7 separate regions of the Homo sapiens genome follow, and regions 2, 3, 4, 5, 6 and 7 are each linked to region 1. Evidence: chromatin loops called from intact Hi-C (ENCODE). Cell type or tissue: CD4-positive, alpha-beta T cell. All regions are shown on one strand.

Evidence for each region. Peaks named below come from ENCODE experiments on the same cell type or tissue, not always from the same donor. Only the 100,000 strongest peaks of a DNase experiment are listed, where the experiment ranks them.
Region 2: it touches region 1 in a loop (8-fold over the local background); 67 of 110 quality-filtered maps call a loop at or near these places.
Region 3: it touches region 1 in a loop (6-fold over the local background); 29 of 110 quality-filtered maps call a loop at or near these places.
Region 4: a loop joins it to region 1, with 6 times the contacts of the local background. A loop is called at or near these places in 18 of 110 quality-filtered maps.
Region 5: a loop joins it to region 1, with 4 times the contacts of the local background. A loop is called at or near these places in 12 of 110 quality-filtered maps.
Region 6: it touches region 1 in a loop (4-fold over the local background); 16 of 110 quality-filtered maps call a loop at or near these places.
Region 7: a loop joins it to region 1, with 6 times the contacts of the local background. A loop is called at or near these places in 6 of 110 quality-filtered maps.

Annotation. Positions count from the first base shown.
Region 1 is chrX:101,413,445-101,417,444 of GRCh38, reverse strand. RPL36A-HNRNPH2 (RPL36A-HNRNPH2 readthrough) reads right to left here. Exons shown (of 4, transcript NM_001199974.2): 4 at 3,312-4,000. HNRNPH2 (heterogeneous nuclear ribonucleoprotein H2) reads right to left here. Exons shown (of 2, transcript NM_019597.5): 2 at 3,312-4,000. Among named protein-coding and RNA genes, the nearest start is that of HNRNPH2, 7.2 kb to the right of the region's middle. In CD4-positive, alpha-beta T cell, CTCF peaks have their summits at 1,550 and 1,751 (motif pointing left); a DNase peak (open chromatin) is centred at 1,754; H3K27ac peaks cover 670 bases.
Region 2 is chrX:101,801,690-101,805,689 of GRCh38, reverse strand. No RefSeq gene overlaps it. Among named protein-coding and RNA genes, the nearest start is that of ZMAT1, 130 kb to the left of the region's middle. In CD4-positive, alpha-beta T cell, a CTCF peak has its summit at 2,023; no DNase peak of the experiment used is centred here.
Region 3 is chrX:101,594,018-101,598,017 of GRCh38, reverse strand. It overlaps the pseudogene ARMCX7P. Among named protein-coding and RNA genes, the nearest start is that of ARMCX6, 22 kb to the left of the region's middle. In CD4-positive, alpha-beta T cell, a CTCF peak has its summit at 1,709 (motif pointing left); a DNase peak (open chromatin) is centred at 1,747.
Region 4 is chrX:101,930,063-101,934,062 of GRCh38, reverse strand. It overlaps ZMAT1 (zinc finger matrin-type 1), which reads left to right and starts at 2,036. Exons shown (of 6, transcript NM_001394560.1): 1 at 2,036-2,346. The coding sequence starts at 2,055. RefSeq lists an enhancer at 1,757-2,257. In CD4-positive, alpha-beta T cell, no CTCF peak of the experiment used is centred here; a DNase peak (open chromatin) is centred at 1,962; H3K4me3 peaks cover 1,827 bases; H3K27ac peaks cover 1,456 bases.
Region 5 is chrX:101,346,849-101,350,848 of GRCh38, reverse strand. It overlaps TIMM8A (translocase of inner mitochondrial membrane 8A), which reads left to right and starts at 2,107. Exons shown (of 2, transcript NM_004085.4): 1 at 2,107-2,316. The coding sequence starts at 2,185. It overlaps BTK (Bruton tyrosine kinase), which reads left to right. Exons shown (of 19, transcript NM_000061.3): 19 at 893-1,399. The coding sequence ends at 964. RefSeq lists an enhancer at 2,136-2,185. In CD4-positive, alpha-beta T cell, no CTCF peak of the experiment used is centred here; a DNase peak (open chromatin) is centred at 2,108; H3K4me3 peaks cover 1,811 bases; H3K27ac peaks cover 694 bases.
Region 6 is chrX:101,757,575-101,761,574 of GRCh38, reverse strand. No RefSeq gene overlaps it. Among named protein-coding and RNA genes, the nearest start is that of ARMCX2, 100 kb to the right of the region's middle. RefSeq lists a silencer at 2,255-2,424 and an enhancer at 2,991-3,556. In CD4-positive, alpha-beta T cell, a CTCF peak has its summit at 2,472; a DNase peak (open chromatin) is centred at 2,374.
Region 7 is chrX:102,650,128-102,654,127 of GRCh38, reverse strand. The region is part of intron 4 of ARMCX5-GPRASP2 (ARMCX5-GPRASP2 readthrough); the gene reads right to left. It overlaps GPRASP1 (G protein-coupled receptor associated sorting protein 1), which reads right to left and starts at 2,645. Exons shown (of 6, transcript NM_001184727.2): 1 at 2,533-2,645; 2 at 2,395-2,441; 3 at 1,863-1,953; 4 at 1,230-1,297; 5 at 830-907; 6 at 1-548. The coding sequence starts at 214. In CD4-positive, alpha-beta T cell, a CTCF peak has its summit at 1,555; DNase peaks (open chromatin) are centred at 1,577, 2,147 and 2,767; H3K4me3 peaks cover 2,202 bases; H3K27ac peaks cover 1,353 bases.

The sequences.
Region 1 (4,000 bases):
TCTTTCTTCATGGTCCAGAACATATAAACAAAAAGAGGAATCAGATAAGCTATAGGTCTGCTTTTCTTTATGGCCCAGGACATGTGGCTTCTTGCGCAGATAACATACATAACTCACAAACTTCCTGCTCACTATCAAACGCCTCAATTTATCAAACACCCCAGCTAACAGAAGAATGCAAGCTAGCTCCCTACTGCCTTGGTTTTCTCAATCAGCCCAAAAACCATCCTATAAAATCTCCAGCAAGCCTTTGTTTCTTTTCAGTCGGCTCCTCTCTTGCAGGCTGCCCGTTGCCTTCTCGAAACGTATTTTCCTACTTTCTCTAATAAATCTGCCTTTACCTCCAACTGTCTTGGTAAATTATTTTACCCCTGCACCACCAGCCCAGTTAGTCGACACTCCCCCGCGACGATAACCCCTCACCTTCCCAGCGGAGTCCTGCACCATGCTAACCTGGGCCCCTTGGGCATGCCTGCTTTGCACTCATGAGAAGACAGTTTTGGTCATTGTGGGAGCAGCTTGTAAAGGGTTCTTGTGACACTCCCAGCCTGGTATAAGGCACAGCAAGTGGAATTTCCTTCCATCAGCAGCTGTTTTGCAATAGCCCTGGAGGCCCATCTTGGAGAAATCTTCATTTTAGCTGACAGCACTAGGAATTCTACCTGATGGAAAAGGAGCTTGATTTATAAACATATTCGCAATGCATTTTCGTATCATTTTGCTGGGTAGAGAAGGCAGAGAAGATATGTCATGCTTACACATGGGATTGTCTCTGTTTTGGTTACCTCCTTTAGGGTTGGATGAGTGAATGCAGGAATCAATGAATGGGTGGATAATGGAATCCATGTATCCATCAGCCAGTAGTTTCCTGCAGCAGAACCACCCTGAGCACTTGTTAAAACACAGCTTATTGGCTGGACAGAGGTTCACACCTGTAATCCCAGCACTTTGAGAGGCCAAGGCAGGAGGATCTCTTGAGCCTAGGAGTTCGAGACCAGCCTAGGCAACATAGTGAGATCCCGTCTCTATAAAAATCATTTTAAAAAATAACTGGGCTTGGTGGCACTCGCCTGTAGTCCCAGCTACTCGAGAGGCTGAGGTGGGAGTATCACTTGAGCCTGGAATTCAAGGCTGCAGTGAGCTGAGATCGCACCACCGCACTCCAGCCTGGGCAAGAGCGAGACCCTGTCTCAGAAAAACACAAAAAACAAAACACAACTTGTTGGGCTCCACACCCAGTTTCTGATTCAGTCCTTGGGGGAAAGGGACGAGGCGGGGGGCGGGGGGGCAAAAAGAATCTGCATATCTCACAAGGTGGAGGTTCATGCTGTTACTGATCAGGTACCACACCCAGAGAACCACTGGCACAAGCCATCGGATACTTAGACCACGATAACTGTGGCTGCAAATTTTCTGCCTGATCCTGCCAAATAGCTCACACACGCAGTTGAAAATAAATCCTCTGACTCAGTGTTTGGGGGGTGTTGTGGGTGGACTGCCCACTCGACCTCCCATCACTTTCCTGGGTAGTAGTGTTAGATGTGAGTGTTGGAGCACGAATGGTGGTGGGTGTGCACGCGTGTGCACACCAGCTGTACTGCTGTCCCTTTGCACACCTCTAGTGCTGACCGCTGACCTTCTCCAGGTTCTCTCTCCTTTGCTCCCCAGAGCCCTTCTGAGTCTTCTTAGCCAGCGAAGAAGAGTAAGTGAACATCTAAGATCACAAAGAACCCTCTATTGTCTCCTGGGATTTGGTGCCATCTAGTGGCTAACTTGAGAATCTTTGCTCAGACTTAGAGAAACTTCTGGAAAATTAACTAAGTAGCCTGGGAAGGCAAAAACACCTACTTGTTTACCCTCTGAGAAAGGCTTCCTGAAGGGCAAGGACTGGCTCAACATGATAGGAGTCAAAATGGATTTCTTGCTCTCCTGAAAGCTGTGATAAAAATTAGAAGTCATCAAAGAATCTCAATCACGTCTCACTGCATCTTCAGCTTGAATGATTTTCTAGAATTGATTTTCATTTCCTGAATGAAACGGAGTCAGGTAATACCAACTTGGTATTTGCCTCCCATCTCATTTCTCTGGGCCCCAAGCCCTGAACAGCCCAAGTATAGCAATCCAGTCCCCAAGGGGTCAGTGAAACTACAGAGATCTGTAGTTCACGGTACAGTTGGTACTGATAAGAGGGACATCAGGGCCTTAAAGTTATTGAGGGGTGGAATTGTTAATGACCACTGTGATCCAGACAGAAATCTAAGATATCAGCACACAATGCCACAGCAGCTCAAAATCCTCATTAAGAGGTGCGAGGTATTGTAAATATGTGGTTTGGACTTTAACAGAAAATTTAAACTACTTGTTATGGGAACAAAGGGGAGGCAATCAGGGATCATAAAGGAAGCTGCTCCTTAAAGTTGCTGTTTGGGGAACTGTGATGGGTCTCAAAACGTGGTCTTGAGACCAGCAGCATCAGCACATTCTCAAGCAACATCCCAAAACTACTGAATTGGAAACTCTAGGGATGGGGCCTAGAAATGAATGTTTAAACAACCCCTGCAGATGATTCTGATGCACATGAATGTTTGAGAACCGCTGGTTTAAGATAAGCTTTAGATGCCCTAAAATACACCTGAGAGTGTTTATAGAGAATCTACTAATGAATTCATGGAGGAGACAATTTATTTCCATAACATAAACCTGCTTCTTTTTTATGTTTTGTTTTTAACACATAATTGTAAGCCTACTTCTTTTTAAACATACAAACGTGCCTTCTAGTTTGTGGTGAAATAAAAAGGATTATTTATTTGCTTTCACTTCTTTGGATTTTAGAGAATACTATCTTGGTAAGTACAGTCTCCAAAAGTAGCTCAATAGTCCTGTAGACATGGTAAGTTTTTTTTAAAAAAGAATGTACAACTTTAATATTAATCAAAAAAATACAAATTAAAATAGCAATGAGATATCATTTCTCAACTAAAAAACTGGCAAAGTTCAAAAAGAATAATGTGCATCAATAAGGAGGGTATAAGGGGGAAAATAAAACACACACTCCAAGTAGAAAGATAAAGTACCAGAATCTTTCTGGTAACACAAATCAGAAGCCTTAAAAATGAGTATATCTTTGACTCAGCAATCCCATTTCTAGGGATATATCTTAGAAATAATTAATGATATATGCAACAATGAACATATAAAGATGCTAAATATCATTTATAATTTTAAAATTAAAAATCTTAACTTTGAGGGAATTGTAAAGTCAATCAGTGTGCCCATATGACAGAACATAATAAAAATCAATCAGTTCAAGATTTTTTCCAGTTTTTAAAAGGAAGATTTATTTAACAAGTTTCACTTAGTACAATACATCTAAATGGAAATCACAATACAAGGAAAGATTTAAACCAAAGCCTCAGATTTTCATACAAACGACACGACCAAACTTCTAAAGTATTGGTATTACATCTTAAAATTGTCCCGTATCCTTAAAAAAAAAAAAAGTGTACACTCACGTGCCTTACAGGATATTAAACCAAAAAGCTAGAATTAACAAACATGCCAAATGTTTTCACTTTGAATCGTAGACACAGCTCCTATATTTGAGTTTTACAGAAAGGCATGTTTCTCAACATGCATCCGAAGTTTTCAATGTATTTGTGGTATAAGAGCAACATTTAACATAAGTGAAACTGCATTAACCTAAATACGCTTACTGCTTAGGTACACTCCTACAACATAACTAACTTGAGGAAAGCTAAAAATTGTTTTAACAGTTATGGTCAATACTGAACTTTGTTATTATGTCCTAGATGAATGTTTCAGTGTTCAAAATTACTGAGCTTGAAGTTTTAAAATAATCTCAACTTCCACTTTACAGTAAGCATGAATCACAAGCCTGTAATGCAAAACTGTTAAACTTAACTCGTTTTCTTAAAAAAGGAGAAAGAAAGATAAAGAAAGAGAAGCTGACCAAGAGTGATCAGAATCAATTATATTTCCC
Region 2 (4,000 bases), 390 kb before region 1:
ATGAACACCATCTGTATTGCAAAATTTAAGAGTACAAAGTATATAAAAAGCTGGAAGAAAATAGTTGCAATCTGTATTGCAGCTATGTGGTTAATATCCTTGATACTTTAACCAACAGAGAAACGGGCCGAAGATTACAATAGAGAATGTACATGAAAGTAACATCAATACCCAGTGAACATTTGAAAATATGCCCAATGATATAAATGATGAAATGTGAAACAAGCTCTCATACTACATGAAACAGATAAATATCAACACAGTATGCAGAGGACAATCACAGTTTGTAAAAGAGTACACTTTTACATTTGGAAAAATATCTGTGCATTTTATTAAGACACATAGAAAAGTCAACAGAATATATATCAAATTATTAATAATGAATATCTTCTGGTTGGGGTGGGAGTGCAGACTGGACAGTTAATATACTGATGTATTAATTTGGCAAAATGAATAAACCTCAAAAATGCTACTTTCAATGCTGGTTATGAAACCTTCTTTTCAATAAATAATAATTACCCTTATCTTGAAATAGCCATTTACTTCTTTCTTATTTTAAAATATATAATTCATATTAAGAGTTACTCTATTTAACTGGCTAAACTTTGTGCTGAGAGAGCTGATGGACAAAACTGCCTAGGGTCAGAGAAAAGAGGTCACAATATGCACAGATGTAATGCTCCTAGGGCAGTGACCAGGACTTCACAAATAAACCGTGGGTGCCAGTACTGTCACCTCCCTGAAGGCAGAAGAGACCATTCAGTTCGGCAGTGGTAAGTCCAGCATGGATGCCAGACCTCCCCTTCCCAGGAGAGCATCCATAAAGTGTCTGCTCATTATTAGGACACTGGAGGAAGGGCTCTGCATTGGACACATTTGCACTATAATTTACAGACATAATTAATATACCTGACATATAAGGAAAACTACTATCTAAAAGAGTTGTGTACATGTCTACCAACAGGTAATTTAAAGAAAAAAATGAAGGCAATGGCAATCAACATATGTAAAATTGCTTAAACACATCAAAAATTAAAGAAATCTAATAAAAAGCACTGAGATGCAGAAATATATAAGCAAGTTACAGAACATAACATACAACATGGCATGATTTTTGAATGACATATATTTCCATAAGGATATACATAGGTCATTTTTTTTTTTTGAGATGGAGTTTTGCTCTTTTTGCCCAGGCTGGAGCGCAATAGCGCAATCTTGGCTCACTGCAACTTCTGTCTCACAGGTTCAAGCAATTCTTCTGCCTCAGCCTCCCGAGTAGCTGGGATTACAGGCACACGCCACCACACCCGGCTAATTTTGTATTTTTAGTAGAGACAGGGCTTCTCCTTGTTGGTCAAGCTGGTCTTGAACTCCTGACCTCAGTTGTTCTGCCTGCCTTGGCCTCCCAAAGTGCTGGGATTTCAGGCGTGAGCCACTGCGCCCAGCCACATATGTCATATTTTAAAATATAAATGAACCCACAGAAACAAATCTAGAGAATATTTACAAATCAATTGAATTATTATCTTGAGAAAGGTCATAGTAATAGGGGAAACATAAGACAATGCCTCTTATAATTGTATATTTCTCCAGTGTTTTCAAGAGCTGGGGGAATACATACAGCTCACTGATTTTTAATTCGCAAAATAACCGAGATACAATTATGACAGCATAGAATAAACCTAGTTGTAGTTTGATTTACAAAACTAATGCTGAAAAAATATATAGTTCTGGACATTAAAAGATATTAAATGTCAGATAACATAAAAAGGAGGTTATACACCACATTATATTTATAACGACACATACACATTCACTCAACTGTGTTTAATTTGAGAGGGGGGTCAAAGGAAACATCCTGTCACATGAATTAATACCCATGGGCTCTGTCGCCATCTCTGCTTAGTGCTTTGTCTGCCGTATAACTTCCAGAAAGTTTATTCTGGTGGGCTTACACAGCCCTCCTTTCCCTCCTTCCCTCCTTCCTAGATCTCTTGCTAAAGTGATATCCAAGCTGCAGTTCTAGATTGGGTCAACAGATGGCATTGATTGACTTTCAATTTCAATTTTATTTTTCAATGAAAAAAATACTCATTTCACAAAATGAACAAATTGTACTTTGAATGGAGATTATGAAGAAGTATGGAAATAAAATAAAGATTCATTCCTTAACTCAGCAATTAACACATTTCATTTACTACATTAAATTTTGTAGAATATGGTTCTCAAACTTCAGCTTGCATCAGAATCACTTTGGACCTTGTGGCAAACTGGGGAGTACAGGTACCCCATAAATTTGTACAAACAACAAAGAAAGAAAAGACTGCTAGTACCAACCACAAGAGTTTCTGATTCAGTAGGTCTAGGATGGAGCCTAAGAATTAGCACTTTCTAGCAAGTTCCCAGGTGATACTGACACTGCTGGTCTGGGGACCAAACATTGAGATCCACCAATGCAGATCATAAAAACAAACACAAACAAAGCAAAATAGCACCTTATCCTTTACATAATACCTGGAGAATCACACTGTGCTGAGAATGCTGGGATCAAGGAAATGGGGTCATAGTGTGCAGTGGGACCACAGACTCAAGCAGTGGATACCACAATGTCACTCTCTGTAAAGCATGAAGGGACCAGTCACTAATCAATACAACGGCATAGAGCCCGTATGTGGACAATGTGGTGATTTCATCACATCTCCCACCCCAGGGGAGCCCTGTGGGTGAAGAATTAAGCTCCAGGCTCCCTGAGGCTCAGGGATCTAAAGTAACTGCCCAGATCTCACCTGGCCAAGCCCTGTTTCTTCCACTGCATCTCCAGACCGGGTGCTCTTTATTAGTTAAAGTACATTTTTTTAGGCTCTGCTTATTATTATTAAGGTAATCCACACTCATTTTGGACCATGTGGAAAATAGTGTCAAATACAGACAAGAAAATATATCCAGCACTCCTGCCCCTTCATGGTAAACACAATTAACATCTTGGTGTATTCTGTTATAGTATTTTTTCTCTACTTTAATATATGCCCACAAAGATAGATAGTAGCATTTCTGGAGAAGAGACATCTGTTTGGGGGGAAGTGACAGGACTGCTATCAGGACACAGTTCCTTTGACTGCAGCCTTCTGTACAGCAGATCTGTTATTAGGATTGGTTCCTCTGCACTGTTTCTTCATTCCAAGACTCAAAGGAAATCTCTTTATCTTGCACCTCTTAGAGTCTTTCTTCCCTTACAACATAAAAGACAAAGTACTAAGGACAGGAAAGCACATATGATGGTAGGAAATGGCATGAGGATTTTTCTGTTCCCTTCCAAAGCCCCTCAGGTAACTCATCCTACAATACTGGACAGTCACCATGGCTAATACATCACATTTCCCTCTGTACACTTAGGGTCCCAACTGTTCTCTCTTAGAGTTATGCATTTAGTTTCTATCACAGACATCTCTTCTGCAGAGAAGGCAAGGTGAGGCTAAGATAGTAAGCACTAAAGCCTCCCATGGGTTTCTCATTTCCCTAAAACAACTCTGAAAAGAAAGCATCATTATTTTCATTTTACTGATGATCAGCTCCAGGCTTGCCAAAGATAAACCACATATCCAGATAAGTGGCAACAATGAAATTCAGCCACCGAACATGCCCAGAGTATACCCAGCAGCTTCTATTGTAGATGTGGGCTTCTACAATGCAATGTGGGTAAGAAATGATAGTTGTAAACTTTTCTGGTATTGTGCTGAACTTTGGCATGCCCACATGGGAAAATACTTAGACAACTCCCCTTAGTGATGATGTTTGTGGAGAAGAAATCCTGTCCTAGGCTAGGAGGCATGTTGATTGGCAGTTCCTGAAGTAGCGAATAAATCAGATGAAAGTACAAGTTTTAGACATTGGGAAAGTGACATGGAGGAAGGAAATTCTTGTTTATCAAAGCTTGAGTTACATCTAAGGAATTTTATATTGTATCTCTTCTAAATATGATAATAAATTCAAGGTAGGTAAT
Region 3 (4,000 bases), 180 kb before region 1:
GGACATGAATGAGAAGAGCATCTGGGCACCGACTAACTCCCCCGCCAAGACTGGCTTTTCAGACAAACCCATCAGCGGTTTCAAAACCTGAACCTTAGCACATCCACTTCCCTCTGATATCAAAGGAAACTTCAAGTCTGAAGCGGACTTGGCAAGCATGTTATTAATAACTGTCATGCTTATTAACAAATTTAATCCGGCCTGCTGCAGAAATGAGTTGCAGCAACGTGACACAGTCTCCCGACACACTTCATTGATGTACATCTTAATCTGGCCCTGACTTTCAATACTCGCATTTAAGTTATCCGGGGCACACAAAGCCTCTCTAACAGTGGGGTCTGGAGTGGGGCTCGTGTTTCTAGCCATTGAGAGGCTGGCCAAATGGCTATTGATATCCTGGCTAAATGGAAAGCCCGCATCCTTGGGCTCGGCAAACAACAGTTTTCCCTGAATGAAAAGACACTTGGAGAGGTCTAGAACACAACTGCCATTTTTAAAGTTTTGAGCATACCCAGAAATTTTTTTATTTTCATTGGGGGAATAGGTCATTCATTTTTATTTCGATGGTTTGCTTTTGGAGAGGCTGAGAGTTCTTACTGCCCATGATTATTGTCAGACTGATCCCCAGGGCTTGGCTTATCCTCAGTTCTTGACTGAAGATCATGGACCTTGCCTGTCTTCCCCACTGTCTGCAGCTCCCACGCTCTTTTTGTTTTTCTTGCTTGGTTGTGCCTTCTTCTGATAAGTGGATGAACACTGTGTCAACTTGTAGACCAGACTTCCATATCTTCTTTCACAAATTCGTCAGTCTGAGTATATCCCACATCTAATGCAAGTCACAGATGGGCATCACTCTTTAAAAGGTGCTCTAGTTGTGGCATTCTAGGAAGGAGATTGTTAGACATTCTTTTCCTGGACACAATCAATCTAATTGCCATCCAACATGGACCTAGCAGCAATGCAAACACATAAAGCTTTCAGATGAGTCTCCCCAAAGAGACATGTCAATGCACAGGATACAAGGGTATCAGTATCTCTATTTCCGGATTGAAGGTCTTAATTTTCAAATGTTCCTCCTCTGGGGTTTAACCTCCCTCAAGCTCATTTCCACTATTTTCCCACAGGTGCAGCATTTATCTTTTTCCAGCACCAATATAAGAGGAGAAAAAAACAAAGGCTGTGAGAGGGAGAAGCTGAATTGCCTCTGGACTCTGTAGTCTGCCTCGGACGCCTCGTTTCCACCCCTTATCTCCAGCATATCACACTCTGTGGAGCAATTTCTTTCCTCCCTTACTTAGATTATTGTCTACAGGTAGACAGAGAAAAGAGGATAGAGATTGGTAAATGCATTGACACATAAGTTTCAGGTGCATCCACTCCAGAGTGAGGAATATAACTTTCCAGAGTCTCCCATTTAGGTCTCAGGCACACCCATCTTCCCCACCCTGGCCTCCTGCCACTTTATTCCTCGCCCTTCTCCTATGAATGCCCACTTTTCTGATCTACCTCACCTCACTCCCCTTTCTGTGCTATAGATTTTGACACTGCTTTCCCAGAGCCATAAAGGATTGGGATTAAGGGTTTTCCGAAAACAGGACAGGAGTAGAAGGGCAAGTTCTAGTTTAGCACTTGTGTGTACCACCCTCTTGTGACAGGTTCTGGCTCCACATATCCTTGAAGGAATACATTCTTTCTTCAGTCTCTGCCAGATAACCTGTAATTTTCTTCTTCCTTTTTCTTGGGTTGCACTGCCCCCTACAGACAGACAAACAAACCAATATCTATCAGTAGGGTGGGTGAACACAGTGCTGGGTGATAGGCCACAGTTCCTTTTACTGATTCTGGACTCTGTCAAACATTTCTCACCTCTCACTCTCGGTTCCGCAACACCAACTCTCCCCCGATCCTATGCACCATTTAGAGAACTAAAATAAGCTGGTGGGTGGGGCGAGAGTGTAGGGGAAGATGACTCTGTCCCAATCTTGACCCTAAGACTTCCCAGGCAATCCTCATTCTCACACCACCCTGCACATAACCAGAGCAGTTTCTTCTTTCTTCACTCATCTACAAACGTGCCTCTCTGAGGTCAACAGCAGAGAGCTGATGGCTGGATCAAAAAGATTTGACTTTCCCACAGATCTTGGTCACCTGAGATATATGTCACTAATGAGCCATGGTTGCCACCAGTAGTGATGCAAGAGTGTGCCTGCCTCTCTCTCTTCCCCCCAGCACACCAGACCTGTTACTCATTTTTTTTTCTTCACCAATCCTGGAATCCAAAAGAAAGTGCATTACCATTTTGTTGGAATTTGTTTTTCTCTGATTTCCAGAGACAAAACTTATTCTGATACTTTCTTATCTTCTCCTGGAGCAACTGTTTCTTTGTATTTATACTTCTTTATCTTCATCCTAGAATACTGGGCAACAGCACGTCTTTTTACTTCCCCTCCCCTCAGCAACTAATATCCATCATCTTGCTTAGACCCATGAAAAAAGCAGATTTCATAAAACAAGGCATGGAGAGATAAATATGTTTAATTACATTTTTCTTGCCTCTGCTCACTTTTCTTGGAAATAATGACTTTTTAAAAAGATTTTTTATGCCTTTTGTACGTATAAGGAGTTTTCTGGAGTGATACTTGCTAGAATGACACCACTGGTTATTTCTGAGAATAGTATTTAAGGCAATACACAGTCTAGCTGAAGTGTCAAGTGTTAAGTTCAGTGGGACATGGAAATTAACAGAGCGGTCTCTTGGACAAGACCACCTAGTTTTCCCAACAGGCCCCCATGAGATAGAATTTGCCTTGCTGAGTTCACTATACTCCAGGCTCTACCCCCTAATTTTGTTTTCAGAGTAAAACTGTGCACAATTTATGACATTACACCCAAGAGAAATGCATGCATATATTTACCAAACGACATGTATAAAAATGTTCATAGCAGCACTATTCATAATAGTCCCAAGCTGGAAACAATCTAAATATCCGTCATTAATAGAATGGATACATAAAATATAGTACATACATAAATAGCAATGAATACTCTACATGCAACAGTATGGATTACTCTCACAGATGTTAGCAAAAAATTAGACACAAAATAATATATACTGTATGATTCTGCTTACCTAAAGTTTTTTAAAATTCAAAACTATCTATGTTTTTAGAAGTCAGAATAGTGGTTACACTTAGGATGCATTAGTGACTAGATGGGGACTTGGAGGGAACTTCCAGTGTGTGGTTCATGTTTATTTCTTGCTCACTTTGTGAAAATGTATTGAGCTGATCACTTGTGCACTTTTCTGTATATACAGTATACTTCAACAAAAGTTTACTTAAAGATCTCAATGGTGAGTTAGAAAAATGAGAGGTGGAGTGGCCAAGATGGCCAATTAGAAGCAGCTAGGGTGGATGGCTCTCATGGAGAGGAACAGAAGGGGTGAGTAAATACAGCACCTTCAACTGAAATGTCCATGTACTTGCATTGGGACTAATCAAGGAAACAACTTGACTTACGAAGAACAAAGAAAAGCAAAGCGGGATGATGGCCCACCCAGGAGCGACACGAAGCCAAGGGAAGTTCCACCTCCTAGGGAAGCAGTGAGTGAATGTACAACCCCAGAAACCCACGCCTCTCCCACTGATCTTTGCGACCCTTGGGTCAGAAGATCCCCTCATGAAACCACTCCACCAAGGCCTTCAGTCTGACACACAGAGCTATGCAGGGTCTTGGCAGAGCAGCCATTCAGACACACGTGGAGACCAGGGAGCTTTAAATACTCTGGCTCTGGGCTTCCCAGCAAAAGTAACTGCAACTCCAGCAAAGTAGGTTAGAACTCCTACTACCCCTAGGAAAGAGGCTGAAACCAGGGGGCCAAGCAGGGATGGTCTGCAGGCCCCATGTCCACGGCACTTCACAGGATAAAACCCACTGGCTTGGAATTCCAGCCAGCCACCAGTAGCAGTGTGGCACCTACCTGGGATGGAGCACCCACGGG
Region 4 (4,000 bases), 520 kb before region 1:
GATGTGTTGTCTGGGTTTCTAAGGGTGTATAGGATTTCATTAGGCAAGTGCCTAATGTGGGGGAAAAGGTGTTTCAGGAAGAGAGAAGAACATATATAGTAACATTACATCATGAAATAACATGGTCTTCACAGGAATCTTTTTTTTTTTTTGAGATGGAGTCTCGCTTTGTCGCCCAGGCTGGAGTGCAGTGGCACAATCTCGACTTACTGCAAGCTCTGCCTCCCAGGTTCAAGCCATTCTCCTGCCTCAGCCTCCTGAGTAGCTGGGACTACAGGCGCCCCCCACCATGCCCAGCTAATTTTTTTGTATTTTTAGTAGAGACAGGGTTTCATTGTGTTAGCCAGGATGGTCTCGATCTCCTGACCTCGTGATCCACCCGCCTCGGCCTCCCAAAGTGCTGGGATTACAGGCGTGAACCACCGCGCCTGGCGGTCTTCACAGGAATCTAAGAAGATTTAGGGATTGCTAAATCAAAGTAAAAGCAGAGGGGAGAGATGGGGACAGTGGAAAGAGATGAGGTCAAAGAGGTGAATGGGGAGACTAACAGGGCAAAACTGTGTCTTTTGACTTTGTCCAATAAGCACTGGACAGCCAGTGACGACTGGCAACAACTTGGTAATAGATTGGAGGGATTGAGATCAGAGGAAAGAAGACCAGTGGGGTGGATGCCATACGTCTGACCATATATCATGAGGACTTGAAATACAGCAACGGATCTAAGACTGGAAAGGAGAGAATACTTAAGGGAGACTTGCACAAAGGCACCAGGAGGTGTGCCCATCAATAAGGAAAAGGGTGAGATATCCTACAGCATCGACAGTGCATAACTACAGCTACAAGCAACAACATAGATGAATCTTAGAATGTTACGTGAAAGAAACAAGTCCCAGGCCAAGCATGGTGGCTCCTTCCTGTAATCCCAGCTACTCCAGAGGCTGAGGTAAGAGTATTGCTTGAGGGAAAAAAAAGCAGAAACAAGTCCCAGAATGCTACCTAGAAAAAGATATAAATATTTGTGAAAATTGAAAACAATCAAAACTAAACAACACTATTTAGGCACATATCTATGTGATAAGAATATATGTTAAAATGCAAAGAAATAATAAATATAAATCAGGATATTGGTCTCTTTGAGAGGAGAGGTTGGGGGGACAAGATGAGATTTAAGTGATCAGTAATATTCTAGTACTTCTATTGGGTGCTGAATTCACAGGAAGTTATTGTAATTAAGATGGGCAGATCGATAGATAGGCAGTCCTTTAAGAGGCCACGGAAACAATGTGTCAGAATGAAAGCTTCTGTTCTATTCTCTGTACTAAGTGCTTTAAGAAAGCCAGGGGCCGGGCGTGGTGGCTCACGCCTGTAATCCCAGCACTTTGGGAGGCCGAGACAGGTGGATCATGAGGTCAGGAATTCAAGACTAGCCTGGCTAACATAGTGAAACCCCATCTCTACTAAAAATACAAAAATTAGCTGGGCATGGTGGCACATGCCTGTAATCCCAGCTACTCGGGACACTGAGGCAAAATTGCTTGAACCAGGACCCGGGAGGCAGAGGTAGCAGTGAGTGAGATCGCACCACTGCACTCCAGCCTGGGCTACAGGGCGAGACTCTCCCTCAAAAAAAAAAAAAAAAAAAAAAAAAAAGAAAGAGAAAAAAAAAGCCAGGTGAAGATATATTTCAGAGATATTTTGGAGGTGAGATCAATAGTTTCCAGACATTTTTTCCTCTTAAATTGGTTTTAGATTAGATCTCCAAAGAAGCCTCACTGTGCGAGGCCCACGTGCTTTCACATCCCGCGCTTTTTGCCCTTTGCCCTTGGCCGTCGTTGCTTCCCCTCCAAAGGGAGGTGGGGTGACGCAAGGCAGTGGGGGAGGGGGAAACGGCCGGCGGGCTTAAAGCTCTCCGATTGGTGGACTGAGGAGCGAGAACGAGGCTCGAGCTGAAGCGTTAAAAAGAGGAACAAAGGGGGTGGGGCTAACGGAAGGCGGGGCTAAAGGAGCTTAACGGAATCGAGACGCAAGTGCAATTGTCCGCGCGCCTCGCTGCGATGGCGGCGGCGCCGAGCACAGTCACCCCGCTGGCGGCGGAGTCTTCCCCTCAGGAAGCTACCGTCTCTGCCGCCTCCTCCTCCTCCTACACCGCCTGCGCGGCAGCGGCGGCGGCGGCGGCGGCGGCGGCAGTAATTGTTCCTGCCTCCTCCGCCACCTCCGCCCCTGCCTGCCCGCCTGCCGGTGGCTGTGGCGACGGCGGCGGCGGCGGCTTTGGCGGCTCCACTATGGCGGCGGCGGGGAGGGGGGGCAGTAGTTTTAAAGTAGACACCCGCCCTTGCCTCAGAGAAGGTGAGTTCCCGTCCCGGGGTGCGGGGGCGGCCCCATCTCCTTCGCTGCCTCTCTTCAGCCCGTCCGAGATTGGGCTGGGCGCGGTTCGCCACTGCCCCACCCCCACCTGCCGTGGCGCAGTAAAGGCCAAGCTCGCCCCGCCCCGCCCCGCCGTATTAGCCCCGAGTGTGCAAGATGGACTGAAGCAGAGAGGGCCTTCCCTACCTCTCCCACCTGTAAAGGATGGGGGCCCCCAGGCAAAAGAATTGCAGGTACTCATGAGGCAGGAGTTTGAAGGGAAAAAAAAATACCACATAATTTCTCTCCCAGCCAGGACACCTTAGTGTGCTGTAGGAAGCTGAGGTGTGATTTGGAAGAGAGAGGAGGCAAGATAGAAGTGCTGTGGGCCAAGAGGGTCAAGGATAAGGGAACGGGGACCGATGGAGAAAGGGGCGGAGATAAAAGAGGAAATACCGAAGAAATAAGGGGGAGTAAACCCCCTTTGGTGTTCAACGTCCTGCAGTGTAGAAACTAGAAGTAGAATATTTACAGAGAGATGGCGTTAGAAATTTGGGCAGGTTACAAGTGTATACTTGAGCTTTAAAGTAGGATCTGTCGGATTTTAGGAAGGTAAGGTCTGGTGGAGGGGACTCTACTAGGGAAAGAGAGGAAGAGAGTGTGGCAGAAGTACAGATTTCAGGAATCACTTTGGAGAGTTTTCTTTGGCTATTTGAGGATGTGACCTAGTAAAGCAAGATTTACAGGTCCATCTTTAAGGTGGTTTGGCTTTAATAAGTTCTGTTGTACCTACCAACACATATTACTCCTAACATAAAAAGATATTTCTTGACTGTATCAATATAAGCGGTATTCACACAAAGTTCTGTATACTTGTAAACAGCCTACTAATAGCAAACTGTAAAATTTGCCATTGAAATGTGTTTTAAAGCAGTTTGGGAAATGTTCTTAGCTGGTGGAGACCATTCCACTGCAGAGCATCCCAGTAAAGCATTTTGCCATGTAAATTTCGTAATTAATTTCCAGAATTTGCTGTGTTACCTTATGTTGCTAACTTGCCTCCAAAGTGAAAGATTGTGGACACCAAAATAGAGGAAAGTAAGTTCCTTTTTCTTAGGAAGATACTCCATTAAAATTATCGCATAAAAATAATCTCTTCTTCACATTCTTAAATGATATATCCCTGTGTGCTATTCCATAACCTTTCACACCTTTCACTTTGGAGGAATGGCAAAGTAGAAAAAAAATCCCTTACAATATTTGTATAGGCACATTACATAAATGCCACTTATTAAATATGGAAGTTAGAAGTACACTGTAATGTTTTATTTATCAACTCTCTTACTAAAGTCAACCTTTGAAAGACTCCATTTAGTGTCTTCAATCAGCCTTAATGGATGGAAACATGAAATCTGGATTTTAAAAATTTATATCAACCTTTATGTCCATAACCAGCTAGTAGGCAAGAGCAGTTTTATAGGCATCAAGATCACAATTCAATTTGGCTCTCATCGTCTGTTCACAGTAAGGTTTAAGACCAGTATCTCGTGGAAAAAAAAATATGGCTTTTTGCCTGGAGATGCAACTGGTTTGTTTGCAGTATCTTTTAATATATGCAAATATTAAAGGCTTTCAGAGAGCTAATTTCATAAAGTAG
Region 5 (4,000 bases), 67 kb after region 1:
AACAGATTGAGAGCATTCTGGCATGAATGTTCCCTGAACCACTAAATACCAAATACCTCGGGGGCTTATGGGCCATGGCCATCAAAAAGAACCTTAGTCGTAGGCCGGGCGCGGTGGCTCACGCCTGTAATCCCAGCACTTTGGGAGGCTGAGGCGGGGGAATTACCTTAGGTCAGGAATTCGAGACTAGTCTGACCAACATGGTGAAACCCGGTCTATACTAAAAATACGAAAATTAGCTGGGCGTGATGGCGTGCACCTGTAATCCCAGCTACCTGGGAGGCTGAGGCAGGAAAATCGCTTGAACCTGGGAGGTGGCAGTGAGCTGAGCTCACACCACTGCACTCCAGCCTGGACAACAGGGTGAGACTCTGTCTCAAAAAGAAAAAAAAAAAAAAACCTTAGTCTTTTTGTTACCAGTGGTAAAAAAAAAAAAAAAAAAAAAAAGGTCCCAGGTACTCAGAATCCCTGCTCAGTAATACAGCCTGTGGTTTTGAAATATTAATCACTAAAAATTATCACATGGGATTTCTGTTCTGCCAACCACTTGAACTTGTTTGGTAGCCATTTTTCACTTGAGGATCCAAAATAAGAATGTGTTGTATACAGTTACATAATGAACTTGCCCTCAATTTTGATCAGTGTGATTGTCAGTTTAATTTGCAAATTGTTCTTATCACACTAATAACCTGAGTTACTAAAGATGAAAAGTGCACAAAGACTTTATGGAGAGCTGCTATTTCTTTTTTTTTTTTTTTTCCTTTTGTAATCGACAGGGCATGCTACTGGGCATAGAGCATATATTTAATAAACATTTGCTGCTTACTCATTGCATTTCCCTTGAATTCTGGATTCTAGCCACTCTAACACTTTACTTTTTCTTTGGTTTTAGAAAGCAGATGAGCGTCCCACTTTCAAAATTCTTCTGAGCAATATTCTAGATGTCATGGATGAAGAATCCTGAGCTCGCCAATAAGCTTCTTGGTTCTACTTCTCTTCTCCACAAGCCCCAATTTCACTTTCTCAGAGGAAATCCCAAGCTTAGGAGCCCTGGAGCCTTTGTGCTCCCACTCAATACAAAAAGGCCCCTCTCTACATCTGGGAATGCACCTCTTCTTTGATTCCCTGGGATAGTGGCTTCTGAGCAAAGGCCAAGAAATTATTGTGCCTGAAATTTCCCGAGAGAATTAAGACAGACTGAATTTGCGATGAAAATATTTTTTAGGAGGGAGGATGTAAATAGCCGCACAAAGGGGTCCAACAGCTCTTTGAGTAGGCATTTGGTAGAGCTTGGGGGTGTGTGTGTGGGGGTGGACCGAATTTGGCAAGAATGAAATGGTGTCATAAAGATGGGAGGGGAGGGTGTTTTGATAAAATAAAATTACTAGAAAGCTTGAAAGTCTTTGGTATCTCTATTAATCATGCAGCCTCCCTGAAGCGCCCTATCTCAGTATTCCAGAAAGCTGCTGTGTAGCATTAGTTTGGCATATTCCTACACTGAGAACTCGACAGGATCCTCCAGGTTTAAGCCCTCTTGTTAACTCCTGCCTCTGAATCAAAGATGCATTAAGCAAAAACAGTGCCTGTCACAGCACGCATGCAATGTTATTTGAATGAATCTGAAAGTTGGGCACAAACTGCCATAGCCTCATTTCCCTACGTCGGGAGAGGAAAACTCCATCAAAAAACGAAAGCCAGGGGCCCAGGATAGCCAACTAATCGACCCAGTCAACTAACTGACCCAGTGCACAACTCTGGTAGCTCAGAAAACGCGGGCTAATTTGGAAGTGGACAGGGGCGGAGCTGTGGGGCCAGCACGGAATGGATCACGTGGTCTGAAGTAACTTCCTTTTCTCCTTTCTTTTCTTTTTGGAGTAACATCTCAACGGCACCTCGGCTCTGGGCTGTAAGCCCTGCGATCTCAAGGCGCAAGGCTGGGCGCAACGGCAGGGTTGCGGGGTTACGGGATTGCGGGGTCCGGGGAGTGGAACCCGCCGACTCCGGGAACGAAGCACCGGCGCCAAGGTGTGGGAGGCGGCGGGGTGGAGTTGGACGCCTGCCTCGCGCCGACGCAGTGCACTCACGGGGGCGGTCCCAGAGGCAGCTAGCTGTGGTTCCGGTTCCGTCGCGGAGACACGTGAAGGTCGGTGCGGAGTTCGTCTCTGCAAGCTTGGTCGCCCTGGGATGGATTCCTCCTCCTCTTCCTCCGCGGCGGGTTTGGGTGCAGTGGACCCGCAGTTGCAGCATTTCATCGAGGTAGAGACTCAAAAGCAGCGCTTCCAGCAGCTGGTGCACCAGATGACTGAACTTTGTTGGGTGAGGAGCCTGGGGCTGGGACCTGAACACTGTACCTACTTTCCCTCTGTCCTTGTACCGCGGGACTCGCGACAACGTCGGGGATTCGGGGTGGGGGGCGGGCACCTGGCAGCAACCCTTGATTTTCTCAGGTTCCTGTGGCCTAGCCGGATGGGAGAAGGGTGACTCCGCTTCTCTGGGGACTGTCATTCCGGACCTCGGCTTTGTTGGTGTAGAGGACTGGGTATCAAAGAAGACTTATGCCACTGGACACCCAGCACTTTCAGGCACCCGAGGTTGAAGCTGCCTAGTGCTGGTCACCAAGACTGATCGGAGCCCCCAGTACTGGGATTTTATTTTTGGCAGCCCGAGTCCCAGAGAGTCAGTGAATCAGTGAATCTGCTATTCCTGGACTCCTCGGGATTTACCTTCATTACCCAGTTCTAACCCTCTCCGCTGAAAAATGAGTGGCTCCAGCCCAGTAACTATAAAAGTGGTGTAATCTCTTCCAACGTACATACTTATTTGCTTTCTTGTTGGATTGTTGTGTAATACCAAGCCGTTTTGGGTCTGAAGGTTGAGGAATTGAGCCTGCCCTGTGAGGGGACTTTGGCAAAAGGGTGGAAGGTATTTGCAGCTTGCCAACAACGTGTTCTGCTTGCCAAGGACAGATCTCCCTTAATGTACACAATTCACAGAATTCAGAGGCCAAGGATAATTTTCCTTGGAATTAGAGGGTCTGAGGCTTGTGTACATGGCAGAGAATAATGAACGAAATTTTTGAACCACTTAACTTGAACTATATACAGTCATTGGTTTCCATAGGCCCTTTCCCATAAACTTACAGTATTGCTGGACTATGACACCTACCAGATGCTTACTTAACTCTGGTCTGCCTTGGACCAGAGTGCTTTGATTCTTTTTTAAAAATATCTGTGATTCGTTACTTTGGGGCTAGGAGGGCGTGTGGTTAAGTACTATTGCAAGAATCTGTAAGCTGCCCGGCGCGGTGGCTCATGCCTGTAATCCCAGCACTTTGGGAGGCGGGTGGATCACTTGAGGTCAGGAGTTCGAGACCAGTCTGGGCAACACGGCGAAGCCCTGTCTCTACTAAAAATAGAAAAAATTAGCTGGGCGGGGTGGCACCCGCCTGTAATCCCAGCTACTCAGGAAGCTGAGGCACGAGAATGGCTTGAACCTGGCGGAGGTTACAGTGAGATCATGCCACTGCACTCCAGCCTGGGTGACAGAGCCAGACTCTGTCTCAAAAAAAAAAAAGAAAAGAAAAGAAAGGAAAAAAAACTGTAAGCTATGATGAACCCCTTAGGAAAATGCATTCAATTTTCCATTCATCATGACAGGATTCAAGAATCTCTAGCTTAAGTAGACAAGGTTATAGAATCTCAAGTCATATTTTTTTTCTTCTTTGGTAGGTTTTAGGGTACCTTGCTGAAATGATTTATCCTTTCACCCTTTTATTCTGTAGTTAACTTAAAGGCATTTAGTTCAAACAGCATTGTGGAGTTAAAACCAAATTCATTGAAAGGTTACTTCACTTATATTTTGCCATTTTCTTGCTCTGGAATATCCCAGCTCTGCCATTTTCTGGCCCTATGATTTTGGGTAAAGTATCTCTGTGCCACAGTTTTCCTCTTTGTAAAATGAGGATTTATAATAGTATCTATTCCATAGTATTGTTGTAAGA
Region 6 (4,000 bases), 340 kb before region 1:
ACAGACCACCTTTTACTCTCAAAAGTGTCAATTCACAAAAAAATGGAAAAATATCCCATGTTCACAGAAAAGAATAATTAATATCATTAAAGTGGCCATACTGACCAAAGCAATCTACAGATTTAACACTATTCTTAATTTTTCACAGAACTAAAAAAAAAAAAATCTGTTCTAAAACTCATATAGAACAAAGTGCCCAAATAGCCAAAGCAATCCTAAGCAAAAGGAACAATGCTGGAGTCATCACACTACCCGACTTCAAACTATACTATAAGGCTGCAGTAACCAAAATAGCATGGTACTGCTACAAAAACAGACACATAGACCATGAACCGGAATACAGAACCCAGAAATAAGACCACATACCCACAGTCATCTGATCTTTGACAAAGTTGCAATGGGGAGAGGGCTCCCTATTCAATAAATTGTGCTGGGATGCCTGGCTAGCCATATGCAGAAGAAACTGGACCCCCTACCTCTCAACATATATTAGTACAAAAATTAACTAAAAATAGATTAAAGATTTAAAAGTAAGACCTCAAATATAAGAATCTTAGGAAGACAACCTAGGAAATGCCATTCTGGACATCAGCCTTGGGAAAGTGTTTATGACTGAGTCCTCAAAAGCAATTACAACAAAAACAAAAATTGACAAATGGGACCTGATTAAATTAAAGAGCTTCTGCACCGCAAAAGAAGCTATCAGCAGAGTAAATAGACAACCTACAGAATGGGAGAAAATATTTGCAAACTATGAATCTAACAAGGCCTAATATCCAGTATCTATAAAGAACTTAAATCAACAAGCAAAAAGTAAAGGACATGAACAGACATTTCTAAAAAGAAGATATGCATGTGGCCAACAAGCATATGAAAAAATGCTCAACATTACTTATTAGAGAAATGCAAATCAAAAGCACAATGAGATACCATCTCACACCAGTTAGAGGGGCTATTATTAAAAAGTCACAAAATAGCAGATGCTGGTGAGGTTGTGAAGAAAGGGGAATGCTTATACACTGCTGGTGGAAATGTACGTTAGTTCAGCCACTGTGGAAAGCAGTTTGGAGGTTTCTCTATGAACTTAAAACAGAGCTGCCATTCAACCCAGCAATTCCATTACTGGGTATACATCCAAAGGAAAATAAATCCTTCTGCCAAAAAGACACATGCACTCATATGTTGATCACAGCACTGTTCACAATACCAAAGACATGGAACCAACCTAAATTGGGACTACTAAAGGCGGAAGTTAGGGAGGGACACAAGGGGTGAAAAACTAACTGCTGGGTACTATGCTCAGTACCTGGGTGACAGGATCCATCACACCCCAAACCTCAGCATCACACAATATACTCAGGTAACAAACTTACACATATACTCCCCGAATCTAAAATAACAGTTGAAATTATTCTTTAAGTGTCAGTTTGAACAATTAATTGTACAGTCATCTTTCATATAAAAAATTCTTTTTGACTACTAGAGGATGGATACAGAGTAACTTCTAATTTTCATAAAAAGCAATATAAATCCCCAACAAACCGATGAAAAACAACCCAAACACAATAACAAAGAAATACAAACAAAAATTTTAAGATTTCGTAAGTGGAAAAAGGAAAGGGACAGATTAACATGTTGTCTCATTGTCTTTGTTGAAGAATAGGTATAGAGTGGTGTACATCTATATCGTGTATATACATATTTAGGGCTTTTATATAAAAGTACTTACATATGCTAGTACATTATATTGGGATAGAAACATTTGTAGAATATATTAGCACACCATTAAAAATGTTTATCTTGAGAGGGTAAACAAAGCACAATTTCATTTTCCACTTACACATTTCTGCATGATTTGATATCATTAAAAGACAAATATGTATTCGTTTTGCAATTCAGAAAAGTAATCAAAATAAAAATTTTCAAAGCACAGGAAAAATTTTGTTACGATCTGATTCACACAACTGATGTTATAGAAACACTCGCTTCGAAAGGTATTCCCTATTAAGCATAAAAACCAGATTGCATACTTTATGTATAATATAATCTGTCCCATTTGTCGTTGATAATACTCTTATATGTATGAGTAAGTGTAAGTATAAAGCAAACGTGTCTAAAAGGCTATGACCCAAAATACAAAATATCCGCACAAACGCACTCACACAAAACTGATACACACTCCCTCAAGAGACACTCACACTGGCAGCTTTCTCTTGATCTGAGATAAGGGTGAAACTTCCTGCCAGAAGCTCAGAAAGCCAAGCAGCAATAGATTCTGCAGGAAGGGCTGCCTGTGCCATTCAAGCCTCCAGCAAGCCCTGTTTGGTGGGTCAAGCCAGAGGCCCCTCCCTCCTCAAATCTTTACGGAGCCTCCTCCAAGACAGTCAGAGATGTAGCTCTGCATTTGACCAACAGGTGGCAATTATCTCAATATTGTATCTTTGCTGCAATAGAAAAGTATCTATTTCTACAAGCAGAAACACTAGTAATCATTGTGACTTATTAATAGATTATGAAACAGTATGTATAATATGATCCAAAATATATTTGAAAAATGTTCATGTCTGGAAAAATATAGAAAGGGTACATTCTCTTTTATTTGCTGGTGATGACTCCCAAGTCTGCATCTCCCTTGTTCATTCATTCGTTCAATAAATAATTATTCTGAGGAACAGACACTTTCCTCTGAGCTGTGTTACTTTTTTCTACAAGACTTCCTCAGGGATGAAGTAGTGACATGGTGAAATATCTGGCTCATCTGTATGTTGAGCTCCTCTCTCTGTTTTTTGTCTGTCTCCTCTTGCCAAGCTCAGTTCTCTGATTCATGGTTTTGCTAATCTTTGTAGTCAACTTTATCAAAACAACTGTCATTGGATATAGCTGATCAGGACCCATAAGACCTTACTGAAGATTCTGTTCAATGCAAATAAAATTAACCAATATTTATTGAGATCTAATTGTGATCCAGACGTAATGAATGCTCATAAAAAATAAGCTTTCCATTGAACCCTTTCTGCCAGAACAAAGTGATAGATTTCTGGGACAGTTTTGAGCTTACAGTAGAATCCCTGTGGCCCTTTATGATCAATGCCCTCTCTGAAAAGGGAACCATTTTTATGCTTCGAGTCAGAGTTTTCCTAAGAGCACAGGAACTTCTAGGCAGGTGGAGGCAGATTTTTAAAAATAATAATATTATGCATGCACTTCTTATGTTTCATGTGCTTTCCTGTCCTCTTATTTTACTTTCTACATGTCAATGTCAGAGAATCCTTGTTCCTTTGTTCCCTTAAAAAGCAAGGTATTCATAGGAACAATGCCAGTACTTTGGTTTCTGGAGAGACCACTTAAGTCAGGAGGTCTGTCTGCCTCCCAGTAAAAGACCTAACCCAGTAATTCCGTGACAACTTTAGTTAAATCCCTTCACATCTTTCTGATCTCACCTACCTAAATTTTACCTGTCCTGCCCCTCAACCACCCAGGATTGTGCAAGAGAAAAAAATGAGCTATATATTATAATTGAGTGTTTGAGAAATCAAGTATTATATTATTATTAGGTATAATAATATATAATGTATATTAATTAATATTAATTATATTATATATTATATAATTAATATAATATAATTATATATTATATTATATTATCTTTGAGTGTAGGAAATTAATGTATGGTGAAATCACAAGGCAACTTGGAGCTAATTACTGCCAATGGCACAGGCCACGGACTCATAAGCCCCGGGGTACCAGTGCCAGTTTTATGAGAAAGATGTGAAAGTGCTTTAAAGCTCCATGAATTAAAGTTTTTAGTTATCATTTTGCCACAAAATAAACCCACAGAAGCATCATATTCAACCAGAGTTCACTCAAGTCCCCATGAAAACAAAGTATGTCCATTGCCTTAAGAGACACTATCAAGCTGCCCTCCCAATCTTATCTATGATGTCCTCCTACTCTCCAATGACAATTTTTTCTATACTCAAATGACAATGGAATCATAAGA
Region 7 (4,000 bases), 1.2 Mb before region 1:
CCACTGCACTTGTCTCAACTTTGGTGCTTGCTCCAGGCATAACCTTGGACTTATTCTTGGGCCTTGCCCCAGGCATTATCTGGGCCTGGGTCCTAACCTTGGGTCTGACCACCAGAGGGACATCATTCTCTATCTCAGCCCCACCTACAACCTCTTCCCCAGGCTTCTTTTCAGGCTTGACCTGGGCACCAGACTCAATCTCTGCCCCAGTCATGGTACAAGTTACAAAGAAAGTCCAGTACTATACTCCTCCCCCAGTCTAAACCTCAACCACAGATCTGTCACAGGTTTGTTTCTTCACACTCTGATCTTTAGGTGATTGAGGATATAAGCTTGGAAACAAGAGTTAGAGTCAATATCCAGTCCAGTAGTCACTCAGCCTCCTTCCCAAACACAGTCTCAGTCAGTAATTCAATAATACAGATAGAGTGTAGAACAGGCACAACCAAGCTTGAGGAAGACAGAGATTTCCTGGATGGGTGCAGACCCGTTGAGGGTGGTTGTCAGCAGCAACCCCACCACCAGCAGAGCAGCCACTGGAGGTGGATCTAGGGAGAGAGAATGAAATGGGGCTTTGAGTCTCTTCCAATTATGTCATCCCATGCAGAGACATATGCAGTGAGACTGATGTTGAATGCTAGGTGGGACAGCTGGGCTTTGAGAAAGTCTCTCTGGACCGGCTGCCTCCTATTAAACAGGTCCAACAATGGTGGGAAAGTGTGTCGGCAATGGGAGGGGCCAAGAAGTCCCCAGATTGGACCCTAAGCACTCCCGGACCCATGCTGGTCTCCACTACCCCGCCCAAAAGTATACCCACTCTCATACCAACCTTCACTTATGTGGTGCAGTTTCCCCCTCCTTTTCTTGTTCAAGTAGTGTCAAGCCCCACAGCTGACAGAAGGGGGTCCTACAGACAAGTAAACATACAGGAGAGAATGGAGAATGGTAGATAGGCAAGCACTCTGGCTCCTGTGACAAATATCTGTCTTCCCATTCAAGGGTTCAATGTATCTATGGTTTCCTGTGTCCTGGTCCCTGCTCTCAGGTCTTTCTGAGTCACAACACAACCTACACCTATCTCATGTCCCCTGCAAGAAATAAAAAGGATGCTGGCACTGTGCAAATCCAGCAGAGTAGAAGTGGGTCTGCACCCACTGGTCTCAAAGCCACCTGCCATGCTCTCTTTCTCCAACTGTCCCCTGAATTGCCCCCTCCCCCTTCTCACCAACCTCCAGAGGTGTGAGCCAGTCTCCTCCTCCTTGCCTTTCTTGCAGAACTGGCCAGCCTTAAAGCAGGCCTATGGACAAACAGATGAAAAAGTAAGACAGGAAATGAGGGGTGGCAGTAAAGCCCTTGGTAGAGAGACCAACGCTAAGGATAAGAATCCCCATATTATTGATATCTGTCTTTCAACATTCGGGGTTTTGCTGGTGGAATATTCTCGTTTTGTTTAGGCCCTGCTTCAAGGTTCTAGAGATAACAACTCCTTCTCTTGACGTCATACTCTTCTCATTACTCCCTTCTCCAATTCTGAGGATTCACCACTAGGTGCGCCACATCCCCTTGCTCTGCGCAGCAGAAAATGGGGGAAGGGCGCCACATATTCTAGAAAACAGGTCGTGAATTGGTACTTGTCAGTATGTCTCCCTCATCACCCCTACCTCCAAAGCTCACCCTTTCAAGCCCCCAGTTTAGGACGGTGGGGGAGGCAGATGGGGATGGAAGGTGGGGGAAGCGCCTGGAACACCATTAGAGAGGGGAAGATTAAGAGGTGCTCCTGGATGCCTGACCTGCTCTGGTCGCAGTCCCCCACCCCGATTCGGTTCTCCAGTGTTTGGCACCCACCCCACATCCCCACACACCTCCAGAAATCCAGGGAATATTCGTGCTCCTCCTTTATTTCAAGCCTCTCCTCTACAGATGCTCACTGTGTCCTGTCAGAATACGCCAGACCTACCGCGCAGACAGACTTTGACATCAACCTGGAGTCTGTGGGAAGGGACAGCACCCAGGACACGGGGCCCCACAGGCCCCTTTCCGGAATCAGGGCCCGGAGCAGCGAACGCGACCCACCTCCCACGGGCTAGGCACAGAGCTGGGACGCTGGCCCACGAGGGCCCCCCCAGGCGCCCCCCAACTGCCTCCCGGGCGCCCCCCAACACGGCTCCCGTTTGGCCATTTCTCCCGCAGGAGCCTCCCCCACAGCCGTCTCTCGGTACCGAAACCGTCGAGGGCTGCGCGCGGGCGCCTGCAAAGCTGGCTGGGAAGCGGTCAGCGCGGTTCTCCTCCAGACGATCTGACGGTGCCTCTGGAGCCAGCCCCTCAGCCCTTGGTCCGGCCTGGCCCGCACCAGTCACCGCCTCCCCATAGCCAGGGATCTCGGGCACTGCGCACCTCTCTCTAGCGCCCGGCTCCGAACGGATCGTCTCCTCGTTGCCAGGCTGTCAGGGTCCGGGGGGCAGGTTGCCAGCCGGTCCACCCTGGCGGACCACCCCCACACCACGGCCCCCCACCTCACGCACCCCTACTTGCCTTCAGAGGCCCAGAGCCCAGGTCATCGGCCTCCCCCTCCTCTCTTCAGCTCTCCTCTGGCTGCTCTTCAGTTGGATTCCCACCGCTTTCCCAGCGATCCGAATGGCAAAGACGAGTCCCGCCCCCCACGCCTCTGCACCAAACTGGGCAGGGGCTGCGCAGGATGCGGCAAGAACCGCTCTCCGCGAGGGTGTCGGGAAGGGGGGCGGAGGGATACGGCGCGAAAGTGCAGGACGCCCCCCCTCACAGAACCACCATAGTTCCGACCCAGAGGTGGGCGGGGCCAGGACGAGCCCCAGCCGGGGCCTGCGGGTTGGCACCAGGCTGCCTCAGGAGGACCCCGCGGACCCTAACGTGGCGACGACCACCACATTTCTGGCGCTGCTATAATATATGGCACCGGCGGGCGGCTGCGGGGCCGGGCGGAGGACAGGATCGCGAGGTCGCGAAGAGCCGCGCTGGAGGGAGCAGCGGATGGATACCAAACCGTCCCTTGGTGTGTCTGCACCCCCGCCCCAACCGCCCCCCTATAAGGACTGCTGGGTGTTTGCCCTCTCCCCCTCCCTAGTCTGCTCACCCTCCTTCCTGGATGTTAATGGGAGAGGGGGTGTCAGCACTGCAGTGTGGGAGGGGAGAGGCGATTTCAGTCCAGACAGGCCCGGGGTTCTAGGGTGGTCGTCCTGTGCGTTTCTTTCCCAGCTTCGTGGAGCCACGCAGGGGAGGAAGGTACACCTGCTCTTAAGTGAACTCCGGGGCAGGGGGCTCCCATCAAGGACTCACCACTGCCCCTCTTCTAAAAGAAGGTAGACCTAGACCTCTAACCCTAGGAAACCAACCACTGGTCTGCACCAGACTCATTTCTTTCTGCCACACCGCTGTTTCTCATTTCAAATGGTGGCTCACGTTGGCATTGCACCGTCCCCACAGTTGCCCCCAAAAGAGGACCTTTCCCTGTCAGGACCCGCAGGAGGTCATAACAGTCCTCTCTCTTTGATGCCGCCAGGTAGGGATGGTCCTGGCTTCTCTTCGGTTCCCTGTCAAGTCTTCTCTTGCCATGATATTTGGCAGTGTGGAAATGTGGCTGGTATCAAACCAGCTTGGATCTCCGCCACCTGCCACAACTACCTATTGTTTCAGCAGTCATTCTCAGGAGAGGATCCCACCGTGCACCCCCCTCCCCGAGACAAAGCAACCTGGCTCATTTGAATCCTCTTCTTTCACCCCCACATCCGTCCTCTACTCTTGAGCCCCTCCTTTCCCTGCTTCCTGCATGGGACAGACAGAGCAATGTGGTTAAACACCAAGTTGATGTTGTTACTGTTGTCCATTTGAAAACTCATTTAGACACTACCCTCATTGTGTTTGGCAGGTAACGGTCCCCTAAAGATGTCCATGTCCTGTTCTCCAGAACATGTACCATTTTATATTACCTGACAAAGGATCATTAAGATTGCTATTCAGCTGAGTT